Regions from separate parts of the Homo sapiens genome. Here region 1 is linked to region 2. A link is a loop called in an ENCODE intact Hi-C map of the cell type or tissue named here. Cell type or tissue: natural killer cell. All regions are shown on one strand.

The links. Peaks named below come from ENCODE experiments on the same cell type or tissue, not always from the same donor. Only the 100,000 strongest peaks of a DNase experiment are listed, where the experiment ranks them.
Region 1: it touches region 2 in a loop (11-fold over the local background); 3 of 110 quality-filtered maps call a loop at or near these places.

Annotation. Positions count from the first base shown.
Region 1 is chr17:9,558,624-9,566,623 of GRCh38, forward strand. The region is part of intron 2 of STX8 (syntaxin 8); the gene reads right to left. Among named protein-coding and RNA genes, the nearest start is that of STX8, 13 kb to the right of the region's middle. In natural killer cell, no CTCF peak of the experiment used is centred here; a DNase peak (open chromatin) is centred at 7,608; H3K27ac peaks cover 1,458 bases.
Region 2 is chr17:9,398,950-9,406,949 of GRCh38, forward strand. The region is part of intron 6 of STX8 (syntaxin 8); the gene reads right to left. Among named protein-coding and RNA genes, the nearest start is that of STX8, 170 kb to the right of the region's middle. In natural killer cell, CTCF peaks have their summits at 3,864 (motif pointing right) and 4,063; a DNase peak (open chromatin) is centred at 3,842.

The DNA.
Region 1 (8,000 bases), 160 kb after region 2:
AGGAGATCCAGACGACGGTGAAACCCCGTCTCTACTAAAAATACAAAAAATTAGCTGGGCGCGGTGGCGGGCGCCTGTAGTCCCAGCTACGCGGGAGGCTGAGGCAGGAGAACGGCGTGAACCCTGGAGGCGGAGCTTGCAGTGAGCCGAGATCGCGCCACTGCACTCCAGCCTGGGCGACAGAGCGAGACTCCGTCTCAAAAAAAAAAAAAAGATAAAAGGGCAAAACAAGCAAACAAAAAGGCGCCACACACACCAGGCCTACGAAGAGGAGTCCACAAAATCAAAGACAAAAGCATTTGGGAGATGAAAGACGGAGTATGTAGCCATTAAAAATTATGGCTCAAATCTCTATTTGTTCACATAGAAAGATATCCATCACAGCTTATGAAAAAAACATCAAGTCATAAAATAAAATATCACCCAAACAGAGAAAAAACAACCCAGGAACTAAATACAAACATTGAAACCATGAAAGCACCATGGTTCTATCTAAGTAGTGGGATTTTCTAATATTTTATAAGAAAATGATCACTTTTGTAATCAGGAAAAAATGTCATTATCATAATTAAAGACACTTTCTAGAGCACAAAAAAAGATGGAAAGCCTAATTCACATTTTAAGCTACCATAACCTGGGTAACAAGCACTGACAGAGATAACCACATGTCAATCTTACTTAGGAATTATAAATGTAAAAATCTTTTCAAAAAATATTAGCAAAGCAAATTCAGAATTACATTAAAAAGGACCATATACTATCAACAAGTAGAAATTATTCTAGTAATTTAAGAACAGTTTGATGTTAGAAAAATCTAGTAATAAAGCTCATGGTGTTAATAATTAAAAACAGAATAAACATATGATTAGTACAGTACAGGGGAAATTATAAACAAAAGAAACACAAAAAAGAAAGAAAAACTAAGAATAGAACACTACTGCCTTAACTACAATATTATTTAACTTTGCTCTAGAAGTTCTAACCAATACAATAAGAAAAATTAAAGAAAAATACAAGGACTACAAGGAAAGATGAGATTATTATTATTTGCAGATTGATAATAGTCTACTTGGAAGAGTTAAGAGAATCAACTGAAAGATTATTATTATTTTATATATATATATATATATATATATATTTTTTTTTTTTTTTTTTTTGAGACAGAGTCTTGCTCTGTTGCCCAGGCTGGAGTGCAATGGAGTGATCTCAGCTCACTACAACCTCCGCCTCCCGTTTTAAGCGAGTCTCCTGCCTCAGCCTCCTGAGTAGCTGGGACTACAGGCACCCACCACCATGCCCAGCTAATTTTTGTATTTTTAGTAGAGACAGAGTTTCACCATATTGGTCAGGCTGGTCTCGAACTCCTGACCTCAGGTGATCCACCCACCTCAGCCTCCCAAAATGCTGGGATTACAGGCATGAGCCACCGCGCCCAGACTGAAAGATTATTAAAAACAGTAGAGGCCGGGCTGAAAGACTATTAAAAACAGTAGAGGCCAGGTGTGGTGGCTCACACCTGTAATCACAGCACTTTGGGAGGCAGAGGTGGGAGAATCACGAGGTCAGGAGTTCAAAACCAGCCTGGCCAACATGGTGAAACCCTGTCACTACTAAAAATACAAAAATTAGCTGGGCATGGTGGTGCGCACCTGTAATCTCAGTTACTGGGGAGGCTGAGGCAGGAGAATGGCTTGAACCCAGGAAGCGGAGGTTGCAGTGAGCAAAGATGATGCCACTGTATTCCAGCCTGGGCGACAGAGCAAGACTCCATCTCAAAAAAAAAAAAAAAAAACGGTAGAAGAATTCAATATGGTCATTAGTCATAAAGTGAAAAAAAATCAAGGGCATTCCTAAATTTAAGTAATACCTAGGGAGAGTTTTTTAAATTGTTATTTTAAAACTTCATTAACAATACCAACAAAATCTAAAAAATATCTAGCACAGTGCCTGGCACATAGTTAACTGTGCAATAAATACTGCTGAAGAAACAAAAGGAAACGCTCAATATTGTGAAAATGTAAGTTTTCCCCAATTTAAATCTATAAACATACATGTCTACTTGAAATTCCATTTGGAATTCTTTTATTGCAGAAGAGGTGATAATTAAGGCACAGCACAGTTTGGTTTTTTTTTTTTTAAATGAAGTTTTAGAAAATTACTCTGACAGAAGGATAAATGAAGGAAAATAAAAACCATGAATATGTATAATGTTCATAGGGGCCTTAATCAGATATAAAGTGATTACAAAAAACTACAATAGCTGATGCTGGCAATCACCAACAGCTTCAGTAGTGCAACATAACAAATGGCCCAGAAACAATGTAGCTGTATAAAAATCCAGTGAATTAAATATGAACTATTTCATATGAGGGAAAGAAATTCATAATTTAACAAATGGGGAAAAAATAAAATTAGATAGCTATGACACACCAAAGTAAACACCAAGTATTTCAAAGATTTACACACACAAAACAAAATAACAGAAAAAAAGCTTAAGGAAAATTTACATAATTAAGTATTTATAAAACCTCTGCATGTAAAAGGCCTTTTTAAGCATGATATCCCCTCCCCCGTTAGAAAAGATCACCAACAAACATGCTGATAATTTCAAATAAAATTTAAAAACCGGTACATGTTTTACAATGTCACTTACAAAATCAAGTTAATAGAGAAAGCATTTATACTAAATATACCAGATCAAAGCTTAATATAGTTAACATATATAAAAAGAAAACTTTGAAATTAAGAAACAAGGCTGAGCACGGTGGGTCACGCTTGTAATCCCAGCACTTTGGGAGGCCAAGGCAGGAGGATCTCTTGAGACCAAGAGTTTGAGACCAGCCTAGCCAACATGGTGAAACCTCATCTCTACTAAAAATACAATAATTAGCCAGGCGTGGTGGCGGGTGCCTGTAATCCCAGCTACTTGGGACGCTGTGGCAGGAGAATCGCTTGAACCTGGGAGGCTCGGAGGTTGCAGTGAGCCGAGATTGTGCCATTGCACTCCAGCCTAGGCAACAAAAGCAAAACTCCATCTGGCCAAAAAAAAAAAAAAAAAAAAAAGAATAGATATTCAAGACTTAATAAAAAATGCATATTAAACTACTGTAACATAGTATTTTTACCTAGTAGAGATTTTTTTAAAAGATAATCAAAATTGGTGTAGAAATGTCATTCTGCAATATATGTGTTCAAAAGGCTTAAAATGTTATACAACCCAAATCCAGAAAGTCTACATTGAAGAATTTATTTCAACATGGGCAATAATTTGGCTATACTGAAAAATCATTTGTAATTAGAAAGAATCTAACTGTCCAAGAAGATGACACTAGTTAAATAGATAGCAGCCCTTCGTGTAAAAGATGAAACCATATATTTAATAGAAGAAAGCAGGAATAAATTTTTTATAACCTGCAAACAGCAAAAACTTAGATATGACTAAATATATGGAAGCAATTAGATTGACAGCCAACTTCATTTAAAAAAAAAAAAACTTTCGGCCGGGCGCAGTGGCTCACGCCTGTAATCCCAGCACTTTGGGAGGCTGAGGCAGGCGGATCACAAGGTCAGGAGATCGAGATCATCCTGGCTAATACGGTGAAACCCCGTCTCTACTAAAAATACAAAAAAAAATTAGCCGGGCATGGTGGCGGGCGCCTGTAGCCCCAGCTACTTGGGAGGCTGAGGCAGGAGAATGGCGTGAACCCGGGAGGCGGAGCTTGAAGTGAGCCGAGATCGCGCCACCGCACTCCAGCCTGGGCGACAGAGCGAGACTCCGTCTCAGGAAAAAAAAAAAAAAACTTTCACACGACAAAACTACCACAAGCAAGTCAAATGTCAAATGATAAAGGAAAGGAAATAACTACAATTTATCACGAGGAGCTAATCTCCATAATACGTGAGGAGCTCTTAAAAGATCAAGACTAAAAAGGCTAATAATCCAGTAGAAAAATGGGCAAAAGACAAGACAGTTCACAGAAAAAAAAAAAAATATATATATATATATATGGCCCTTAAGCATATGAAAACACACTCCACTTGACTCATTATATGAGAAATACAAATTTAAAACGACACTGAAACACCATTTCTCACTTATGAGGTTAACAAAAATTCAGAAGATTCACACACCCTCTGTTGGCCAGGCTGTGAAGAAACAGAAGTGCTCACACATTGCTGGTGGGGTGGCAAGAGTGACAACCCCTTTGAGGGGGGATTTCACATCAGGTTAAAAAAAAAATTACATATGCCCTGGTTCTGAGAACTCACCTTTAAAAGACACCTATGCACATAATTTTTTTAAAGGACAAGGTTATTTACTGCGGTGTTATTCACAACTCAAGACTGGAAGCAATTTAACTGCCTTTCCTTAGGAGACAGGTTAAATAAAGAATGTTACATCTACGCAATAGAGTACCCATACAGCGCTAAAGAAGAACAAGGAATATGAAATGAAATGTAGAGGTTTCTATATTATTAAGTGAAAAGACCAAGATACAAAAGAGTATCTGTCATTCATTCATTCATCCATTTATTTATTTATTTATTTATTTATTTATTTATTTATTTATTTATTGAGACAGAGTTTCATTCTTGTCACCCAGGATGGAGTGCAGTGGCACGATCTCGGCTCGCTGTAACCTCCGCCTCCTGAGTTCAAGTGATTCTCCTGCCTCAGCCTCCCGAGTAGCTGGGATTACAGGTGCTCGCCACCACACCCGGCTAATGTTTTGTATTTTTAGTAGAGACGGGGTTTCACCATGTTGGCCAGGCTTGTCCCAAACTCCTGACCTCAGGTGATCCACCCGCCTAGGCCTCCCAAAGTGCTGGGATTACAGGCGTGAGTCACCGCGCCTGGCCCGAAAGAGTATCTTTTATATAAAAGGAAAAACATAACACACAGACACACAGAGACACACACATACACACGCATAGAGGCTTATTTCTGCATAAAGTAACACAGGAAGAATAAACCAGAAATTAATGAAAATGGTTATTTAGAAGAAGTAGGTTAAGAAAAGGTAGAAAAGAGAGGAATGGGAACAAGACTTTGAGTGTCACTTTTATATAATTTTGACTTCTGAACAATGTAAATGTTTTACTTATTTAAAATTAAATTAAAAAGTTGGAAAAAGCAACTCCTGAAAATGAATAAAAACAGAAACAAAGGATAACATAAGACAGAAAAAAAAAGAATCAATTATTGCAAAAGTCCTCAAAAAAATACTGGCAAACCGAATCCAGCAGCACATCAAAAAGCTTATCCACCACGATCAAGTAGGCTTTATCCCTGGGATGCAAGGTTGGTTCAACATATGCAAAACAAAAAATGTGTTTCATCACACAAACTGAAATAAGACAAAACTTACATGATTATCTCAATAGAAGCAGGAAAGGCTTTTGATAAAATTCAACACCACTTCACGTTAAAAACACTCAATAAACTAGGTATTCAAGGAACATACCTCAAAATAATAAGAGCCATCTATGACAAACCCACAGCCAACATCATACTGAATGGGCAAAATCTGGCAGCATTCCACTTGAAAACTGGCACAAGACAAGGATGCCCTCTGCTACCACTCCTATTCAACATAGTATTGGAAGTCCTGACCAGGGCAGTTAGGCAGGAGAAAAAGAGGAGAGGAGAGGAGAAAAGAGGTGAGAAAGGAAAGGAAAAAGGAAAGGGAAGGGAGAGAAAGAGAGAAAGGAAGGAAAAGAAAGAAAAGAAAGAGAGAGAGGAAGGAAGGAAGGAAAAGAAAAGGCATCCAAATAGGAAGAGAGGAAATCAAACTATTCCTGTTTGCAGACAACATGATCCTATATCTAGGAAATCTCATACTCCCAGTCCAAAAGCTCATTAAGCTTATAAACAACTTCAGCAAAGTCTCAGGATACAAAATCAAAGTGCAAAACATCACTAACATTCCTGTACACCAACAGTCAAGCCAAGGGCCAAATCAGGAATGCACTCCTATTTACAATTGCCAACAGAAAATAAAATACCTAGGAAGACAGCTAACCATGAGGTAAAGATCTCTACAAGAAGAACTACAAAACACTGCTCAAAGAAATCAGAGATGACACAAACAAATGGAAAAACATTCCATGCTCATGGACAGCAAGAAGCAATATCGTTAAAATGGCCATACTGCCCAAAGCAATTTATAGATTCAATGCCATTCCTATTAAACTACCATTGACATTCTTCACAGAACTAGAAAAAAGTATTTTAAAATTCATATGGAACCAAAAAAGAGCCCAAATAGCCAAGGCAATCCTAAGCAAAAAGAACAAAGCTGGGCCGGGCGCAGTGGCTCATGCCTGTAATCCCAGGACTTTGGGAAGCCAAGGCGGGAGGATCATCTGAGGTCAGGAGTTCGAGATCAACCTGGCCAACATGACAAGAGCCCATCTCTACTAAAACTACAAAAATTAGCTGGAAGTGGTGGCTCATGCCTGTAATCCCAGCTACCTGGGAGGCTGAGGCACGGGAATCACTTGAACCCGAGAGGCAGAGGTTGCAGTGAGCCAGGATCGTGCCACTGCACTCCAGCATGGGCGACAGAGCAAGACTCTGTCTCAAAAAGAAATAATAAAATAAAAATAACATAGCTGGAAACATCATGCTACCCAACTTCAAACTATACTACAGGGCTACAGTAACCAAAACAGACATAGACCAATGGAACAGAATAGAGAACTCAGTTGACCAGGCACAGTGGCTCACGCCTATAATCCCAGCACTTTGGGAGGCCGAGGCGGGCAGATCACTTGAGGTCAGGATTTCGAGACCAGCCTGGCCAACATGGCGAAACCCTCTCTCTAATAAAAATACAAAAATTAGCTGGGCATGGTGGCACACACCTGTAATCCCAGCTACTCGGGTAGCTGAGATGCAAGAATCACTTGAAGCCAGAAGGGAGAGGTTGCAGTGAGCTGAGATCATGTCACTGCACTCCAGCCTAGGTGAGAAGAAACACCGTCTCAAAAAAAAAAAAAAAAAAAAAATAGAGTACCCAGAAATAAGGCCACACGTACAACTATCCGAGCTTTGACAAAGCTGACAAAAACAAGCAATGGGGGAAGGATTCCCTATTCAATAAGTGGTGCTGGGATAACTGGCTACCACGTGCAGAAGATAGAAATTGAACTCCTTCCTTACACCACATGCAAAAATTAACTTCAGATGGATTAAAGACTTAACTGTAAAACCTAAATCTATAAAAACCCTGGAAGACAACCTAGGCAATACTATTCTGGACATAAGAACAGGCAAAGATTTCAGGACAAAGACATCAAAAGCAATTGCAACAAAAGCAAAAATTGACAAATAGGATCTAATCAACTAAAGAGCTTCTGCACAGAAAAGGAAACTATCCACAGAGTGAACAAACAACCTACACATTGTGAGAAAATATTTGCAAGCTATCCATCTGACAAAGATCTAATAGCCAGTATCTATAAGGAACTTAAGCAAATTTACAAGAAAAATCCACCCCATTAAAAAGCAGACAAAGGACACGAATAGACACTTTTCAAAGGAAGACAGGCATGCTGCCAAAAAAAACAGGAAAAAAAGCTCAACATCACTGATCATTAGAGAGGTGCAAATCGAAACCACAATGAGATACCATCTCACACCACTCAGCATGGTTATTACTAAAAAGTCAAAAAATAACAGATGCTCGGGAGGTTGCAGAGCAAAAGGAACACTTATACACTGTTAGTGGGAGTGTAAATCAGTTCAGTCATTGTGGAAGACGGTGTGGCAATTCCTCAACGTACTAAAAACAGAAATACTATTTGATTCAGCAATCCCGTTATTGGGTATATCCCCGAAGGAATAGAAATCATTCTTCCATAAAGACACATGCATGTGGCCAGGTGGGGTGGCTCACACCTGTAATCTCAGCACTTCGGGAGGCCGAGGTGGGTGGATCACCTGAGGTCAGGTGTTCGAGACAAGCCTGGCCAACATGGCGAAACCCCATCTCTAC
Region 2 (8,000 bases):
GAGGCATGAGAATCGCTTGAACCTGGGAAGTGGAGGTTGCAGTGAGCCAAGATGGTACCCCTGCACTCCAGCCTGGGTGACAGAGTGAGACTCCAGCTCAAAAAAAAAAAAAAAAAGCTACAGTAATCAAGACAGTACAGTATTCACATACGGACAGAGAAAATGATAAATGGAACAGGAAAGGGTGCAGCAATAGATTCAGGCATGTCGCCAACTGATTTTTCCACTATATATATATCCACATGAACCTCAGGTTCCAAAAAATCTCAGCAGGCCCATTTCTTCCATTCTCACAGCATCCCTATTTACATGGAAGAGTGAGAACATACTAAGGGATCATAACAATTCCCGAGTGGCTCCTATGAGCAAGGTACTGTTTCCATTCATCCTTAGGCTGGCATGTGAGGCAAGTGTTACTAAAGGTGAAGCTCAACAAGGTTAAGTGGTTTGCGCAAAGTGACAGAGCTGAGGAGTGGCAAAGCTGGGTCTGTAGTGCAACCTGTCTGATTCTGGCAGCTTTCTCACAACATTCAGAAAGAAATGTCGAAGAAAGAAAAAGTGGGCGTCAGCTCAAACATCCCAAGCCTGCCCTGTTTGTCCTGTTTTGTTTTGCTTTGTTCGAAAGATGAGATCCGGCCGGGTGCGGTGGCTCACACCTGTAGTCCCAGTACTTTGGGAGGCCGAGGCAGGCAGATCACCTGAGGTCAAGAGTTCGAGACCAGCCTGACTAACATGGCAAAACCCCATCTCTACTAAAAATACAAAAATTAGCTGGGTGTGGCGGTGCGTGCCTGTAATCCCAGCTACTCGGGAGGCTGAGGCAGGAGAATCACTTGAACCCGGGAGGCAGAGGTTGCAGTGAGCCAAGATCACGCCATTGCACTCCAGTCTGGGCAACAGGGAGAGACTCTGTCTCAAAAAAAAAAAAAAAAGAAAGAAAGAAAGAAAGATGAGATCATTCAAGTTTACTCCATAAGTGTCTTCCAAAATATTAAGTAAATATTTAATGAATAGTTACTAAAATGAACATGGTAGCTTATTAGGCCAAATTTATGATCCAGTTGAGTGTGCCTGTATGTTATATATACATTTTATAATAACTTGGGGGCTTCTGCATAGGCAGTGGAATTATTTATTTATTTAATTTGTTGTTATTATTTTTTTTTTTTTTGAGACGGAGTCTCACTCTGTCGCCCAGGCTGGAGTGCAGTGGCGCGATCTTGGCTAACTGCAAGCTCCGCCTCCCGGGTTCATGCCATTCTCCTGCCTCAGCCTGCCGAGTAGCTGAGACTACAGGCGCCCGCCACCACGCTCAGCTAATTTTTTGTATTTTTAATAGAGACGGGATTCACCGTGTTAGCCAGGATGGTCTCGATCTCCTGACCTTGTGATCCGCCTGCCTCAGCCTCCAAAGTGCTGGGGTTACAGGTGTGAGCCACCGCACCAGGCTTATTTATTTATTTTTTTTTTTTTGAGATGGAGTCTCGCGCTGTCACGCAGGCTGGAGTGCAATGGTGCAATCTCGGCTCACTGCAACCTCCACCTCCCAGGTTCAAGCGATTCTCCTGCCTCAGCCTCCCGAGTAGCTGGTATTACAGGCACACACCACCACGCCTGGCTAATTTTTGTATTTTTAGTAGAGACAGGGTTTCACCATGTTGGTCAGGCTGGTCTCAAACTTCCAACTTCAGGTGATCCGCCTGCCTTGGCCTCCCAAAGTGCTGGGATTACAGGCGTGAGCCACCCGCGCCCGGCCGAGTCAGTGGAATTATTTAAATGCTATTAAAGTAAAACTATGTTATTTCAATTGTTATAAAAATGTACAGTGGTTACTTTTGCTCTGTTGTATCTTGTTGGTTACAATCATGGATTATCTAACTTCAAGTCTTGGATCAGAATACAACCTCCAACTGTGAGCCAAGGTCATTTGCTAACGTTTCCCCCCTCACAATTATAGAAAATGCTGTACAGTTTTTATATCTCTATTTTATCATTCCAGCTTCTAGAGAATCTCTCATGAAATATCTAGACCCGAACTAGTAGAACTCTGCTCTCTTTGAAAAATAGCCTACATTTCAAATCCAGATCTTAGGATATGTCAGCCTGAGAAACTTCCTTTCCTTCTGGACTCAGAAATGCTAACAGGATCACAGCCTTACATTGCCATATCTGCCCCTGCTATTGAATATTTAGAGCAAATTCTAATTTCAAATTCTTATAGTTAGAACAAAGTATTTAAATCTAAAAATAATTAGAGATTGAGAAAGTCTAGAATGCTATTTCTGGGTTCTTCCTCTTGTATCTCAACAAAACAGACTAGCTTTTTATGAAATTCATAAACTTATGTTATTTCTAAGTTAGGTCTTATACTCTGTTTTCAGTCGATTTCATATAAATGAATAGTTTTAAAAGTAGTTATGATGATGGTAATACAATTTTGAAGCACTCTAACCATTTTACAAATTGTTTATTGTCTCATCTGATACTCCTGTCAATCCGGAAAAATATACAGGGAGCTGTTAGAATATTTTATAGATGTCAAAACAGGCCCACATGGATTACGTAACTTGTCCAAGTTACCTCACTAATAAGTGCTAGGGCAGGAGAAGACGGGTCTCTGGATTTCAGTCTGAATGCTTTACTCAGAAGCTCATGCCTCTCCTGTCTCAAATTTCAGGTCTAACTCCAGACTAAATATAGTCTGCATTCTTCTCATTCCATAGGAACATCACCTTGGTTTCTCCATATTTCTCTTTCTTATAGGAGATCTCTGACGAAGCCCAGATAGTTGGGTAAGACTGAGATGCTGACAGATTGAGTTCCATGACATCTGTCAGTTAGAAAGCCAAAGTTAACCATGTACTCTTGTTTTAAAAAAACAAGTAACTTGAAGAGGTTTTCTCTACTTTACAAGAGAGCATTCCTCCTTTGTGGAAAAGTTATCTACCATTTTCCACCTAGTCTTCACACTTCAGACATATTTTTTTAGGTGCGTTTCACCCTTCTAAAGGGGGGATGTGAAGGGAAGAGCTCTGTACCAGCAATTTCCAGAGGCAGGGATTTACAGGCAGGTCTCTTAGAGCCACAGTTGGCCCATGTATCTTTGATTTTCTGATTATATGTACGTTTTCAATAGCCCTTGTATTTTGTTTATTTATTTATTTATTTATTTATTATTATTTGTTTTTAGACAGCGTTTTGCTCTTGTTCCCCAGGCTGGAGTGCAATGGCACGATCTCGGCTCACTGCAACCTCCGCCTCCTGAGTTCAAGCGATTCTCCTGCCTCAGCCTCCTGAGTAGCTGGAATTACAGGCATGCACCACCATGTCTGGCAAATTTTTTGTATTTTTAGTAGAGACGGGGTTTCTCCATGTTGGTCAGGCTGATCTCGAACTCCTGATCTCAGGTGATCTGCCCGCCTCGGCCTCCCAAAGTGCTGGGATTACAGGCGTGAGTCACCGCACCCAGCCTTTTTAATATATTTTTAAATCATTTACTAATATATCTCATTTTATTCCAACACTGCTGCTTGCATTTCTTTCCAAGCATAGAGAAGAAATCCAAATACAAAGTACTACACATAATACAGTGCAACAAAAATGAGGTAGGGGCGTCCCACTCATTAAACAATTGCTGACTTGAAAATGTCCCAATTTTATAAAATGTATCAAGAGACCGACACTTTGCATTGTATTTTATTCCTCTATGTCAGTTAACAATTAATTACCTCTCAGCTCCAAATTCACCCTTCAATACCTACTCTGCACTAACTGGCTGAACTCTAAGAATTCCTCCTTTGCAGTGAGCATGATGCTAAACTTAACTTTCGCAGCAGAGGGCGATAGAGGGAAAATGCAAGAGGAAAGGGTTGCTCCAGAATCCTGGGTGCTTGTGTGTTTTTCTTCTTCCTGCTAATGCCAGGCTGTATCAGTGACTATGGATACGGAGAATATCCAAGGGTGCTCCATCCCAACTGTGAGCTCATAGCAGACAACGAGCAGAGCTTCACGAATTCATAGCTTCGGTCTGGTGACTGCCTCGCCACAGCCCTCCTGACATGAACATCACAAACCCATCATATAGAGGACTGACATCCAAAAGAGACAAAGGGCATTGTAGGGATAAGGGGATTTGGTGGTACAGGGACACTCCATAAGAGTCTGTCCAGACTGGACCAAGGAGATAAAGGAATCAGGGGAGGGAGGAGTCTCCAATCAAAAGACGAAACTGACAGGCTACCTACAAACACCATATCAATCTAGAGAGGAATTTCACAATTCTATCACAGGTATGGGGGACTGGTGGTGAAAGTATCGATAAAGACAACTATGCAAAGTTTTAAACAGAAGCAATTACTTTAGAGAAAAGGGCATAAAGAAATAAAATCTAATTGCAGTACACACCATGGCTCAGTTGTGAATGACATTTACATAATCATAGAACAATAAACACTGATTCAACACTGAAAACACTGACATGTGTGTGCGATGGCATAAGTAGGAAATGTGTGTGTGTGTAGACTTACTTCAAGTTAGATTAACATCTTCCTTAGGAGGAAGTCAACAGATGTCGAAGACTGAAAACATTTAAGAAATAGCAGCATATTATTTAGAAATAGACATTCAACTACATTTGACCCTTAAACAACTTGGAGGTTATGGTGCCGACACCCAGCAAAGTTGAACATCACTTTTTTTTTTTTATTTTTTCCCCTGAGATGGAGTCTCGCTCTGTCGCCCAGGCTGGAGTCCAGTGGCACGATCTCGGCTCACTGCAACCTCTGCCTCCCGGGTTCAAGCAATTCTCCTGCCTCAGCCTCCCGACTAGCTGGGAGTACAGGAGTCTGCAACCACGCCTGGCTAATTCTTTGTATTTTTAGTAGAGACGGGGTTTCACCATGTTGGCCAGGCTGGTCTCGAACTCCTGACCTCATGATCTGCCCGCCTCGGCCTCCCAAAGTGCTGGGATTACGGGAGTGAGCCACCACATCCGGCCCACATACAACTCTTTTGACTCCCCCAAAACTTAACTAACCGTCTACTGTTAACTGAAAGCCTTACTGATAACATAAACAGTCAATTAACATATTTTGTATATGTTATATGTATTATACATTATATTCTTACAATAAAGTAAGCTAGAGAAAAGGAAATATTCAGAAAATCATAAGGAAGAGAAAATATATTACCAATTTATTAAGTGGATCATAATAAAAGTCTTCATCCTCGTTATCTTCACATTGAGTAGGCTGAGGAGGAGGAAGAAAAGGGGTTGGTCTTGCTGTCTCAGGTGGCAGAGGTGGAGGAAGTGAAGAAGGTAGAAGGGGAGGCAGGAAAGGGAGGCACACTTGGTGTAATTTTATGGAAATACACTGTAATTTGCCTGACTTCTTTGCTTTTTCATTTCTCTAAAAATGTTTCTATATGATACCAATCCTTCTTCCACTGTTTGCTTTAGTTTCAGTGCACATTATCACAGAAGGGTCCATGTCATAAAAGAAGTCAAAAGTAGTCTTTTTTTTTTTGGATGGAGTCTCGCTCTGTCACCACGCTGGAGTGCAGTGGCGTGATCTCAGCTCACTGCAACCTCTGACTCCCAGGTTCAAGTGATTCTCCTGCCTCAGCCTCCCGAGTGGCTGGGATTACAGGCACACACCACCACACCCAGCTAATTTTTGTATTTTCAGCAGAGATGGGGTTTCACCATGTTGGCCAGGATGGTTTCGATCTCCTGACCTCGTGATCTGCCTGCCTTGGCCTCCCAAAGTGCTGGGATTACAGGCGTGAGCCACTGCGCCTGGCCTGTCAAAAGCCATCTTGAATCCCTGGAACCCTTCTGCCAGATCGTTTAGCCAGTTTGTTTTCTGGCACTGCTGCTTTTATGTCTTCTTCCTCGTTGTCTGGCACTGGTTTGGAAGCAGACATCTCCATCAGGTCAACTTATGTTAATTCCTCTGGTGTGGTGTCTGTTAGCTCTTGATTTTCTCCAAGATCCCTATCTTGAAACCCTTCAACCTCCACCCACATCCCCAATTTTTTTTTTTGGCCTCTCCACAGTCTCTCTCATGATTTTTTTGTTTGGCTCTGTTGTAAATCTTGTGAAGTCATGTACTACATCTGGACACAGTTTTCTCCAGCAGGAAATTATTGTTTTGGGCTTGATGGCTTCCATAGCTTTTTCTGTCATAACAATAGCATCTTCAATGGTGTCATTATTCTAGACTTTCAAGATGTTCTATCGGGGTTCTCTTCCATAGCATTGGCAATCCTTTCTGTAGAGTACCACGTGTAATGAGACTTAAAGGTCCTTGTGACCCCCTGATCTAGAGTCTGAATTAGAGACCTTGGGTTTGGAAGCAAGTAGAACACATTGATGCCTTCAGTGTTGAACCTTTGGGGTTCTGAATGGCCATGGGCATTGTCCAGTATCAAAAGAACTTTAAAAGGCAGTCCCCTACTGGTAAGGTACTCCCTGACTTCAGGGACAAAGCATCAATGAAATCGATCTGGAAAAGGGGCTCTTGTTTTCTAGGCCTTCTTGTACAACGAAAAGATGAGCAACTTTTTGCTTCAAGGCTTGGAGGTTAGCAGCTTTAGATATAAGGGCAGTCCTGATCATAAGCCCAAATGCATTTGCACAAAACTGTAGAGTTAGCTTAACCCTTCCTGCCTTAAATTCTGATGCTTGATTCTTTTCCTTACTAGTAAATGTCATGTTTGGCTTTTCCCCCCACCAGAATTGGTCACTCACTTGCAATGAAAATCTGTCAGGCAGATATACTTTCTCCTTGATAATTTTCTTAATGACATCTTGGAACTTGTCTGCTGCCTCTTGGTTGATGGAAGTTGCTTCACCTACTATCTTGACATGATTCAAACAAAACCTCTTTCTGAAATTATCAAACCATCCGTTACTGGCATTAAATTCTCCAGCTTTAGATCAGATCCTTCACTTTCCTTTTGCTTTAAGTTGTCATAGAATGACACTGCTTTTTCTCAGATCACATTAGCGTGTATAGATATGCCTTTCTTATAGCAATCCTGCACTACAGAATAGCTGCATTTTCAATATGAGATTAAAAGGTATAAGTGCAAGGATTTTGCACCTGCTGGCATAGCTGCAGTGACGGCTTCATGTATTTCCTTTTCTTATAATTATCCTTATGATGGATTTATTTATCTTGAAATTGTGGGCAATTGTAGCTGCAGACCTTAGTCTGCAGTACATGGCAAGCAATTCAACTTTTCCTTGTAATGTCATAACTTTACTTCTTGGGAGCATTTCCAGGGTGAATCACTAGTATCACATTGTATGGGTCCCATGGTGTTGTTCAGTGTTTATATTATTGCACTAAACACAAAAAATAAGAGAGAAGTTCAAGGGGCCACTTTTTTTGTACTGTGGTATACAATTTACTGGAGCGATAACTGCTCAGGCAGAGATGATTAACATCATAGAGCAGCATTTTAAGTGGATACTCACAGCATCTGAGCTTGCCTCAATAGCAACAGGAGGTGACTATGAAATTACTACATTATCACAGTATGCTCTACAGTTCATTTTGTGCAGCATGATTTAATACTGCATCTTTCCATTTGTTTACATTTCTGTCCACTGTGAAGGATGCCATACATGATCTGTGTTTGTGTGCATCTGTTTTGATAAATTTTAACTTTGCAAGTAGATCTGTGTATATTTTATAGTAGCAAATGATAAAATAGATGAGCATCTGCATATATTTTTAGCATTTTTACGTAGCTAACTTTTTCTTAAAAATTTTCAGTGTTTCTAGACTATACAATTCATCTGAGAGTTTTTTCAAATTGTCACAAATCTCCAAAAAATTTTTCCAATATGTTTATTGAAAAAGATCCATGTATAAGTGGAGCTGCATAGCTCCCGGGTCAAGTGTATATTGGACTATAGACACTTTACCATAAACCACTAAAAGAATCATAAGCACTGGTTCTGAGGGGTAAGACTTGGAGGCAAGGAGGGC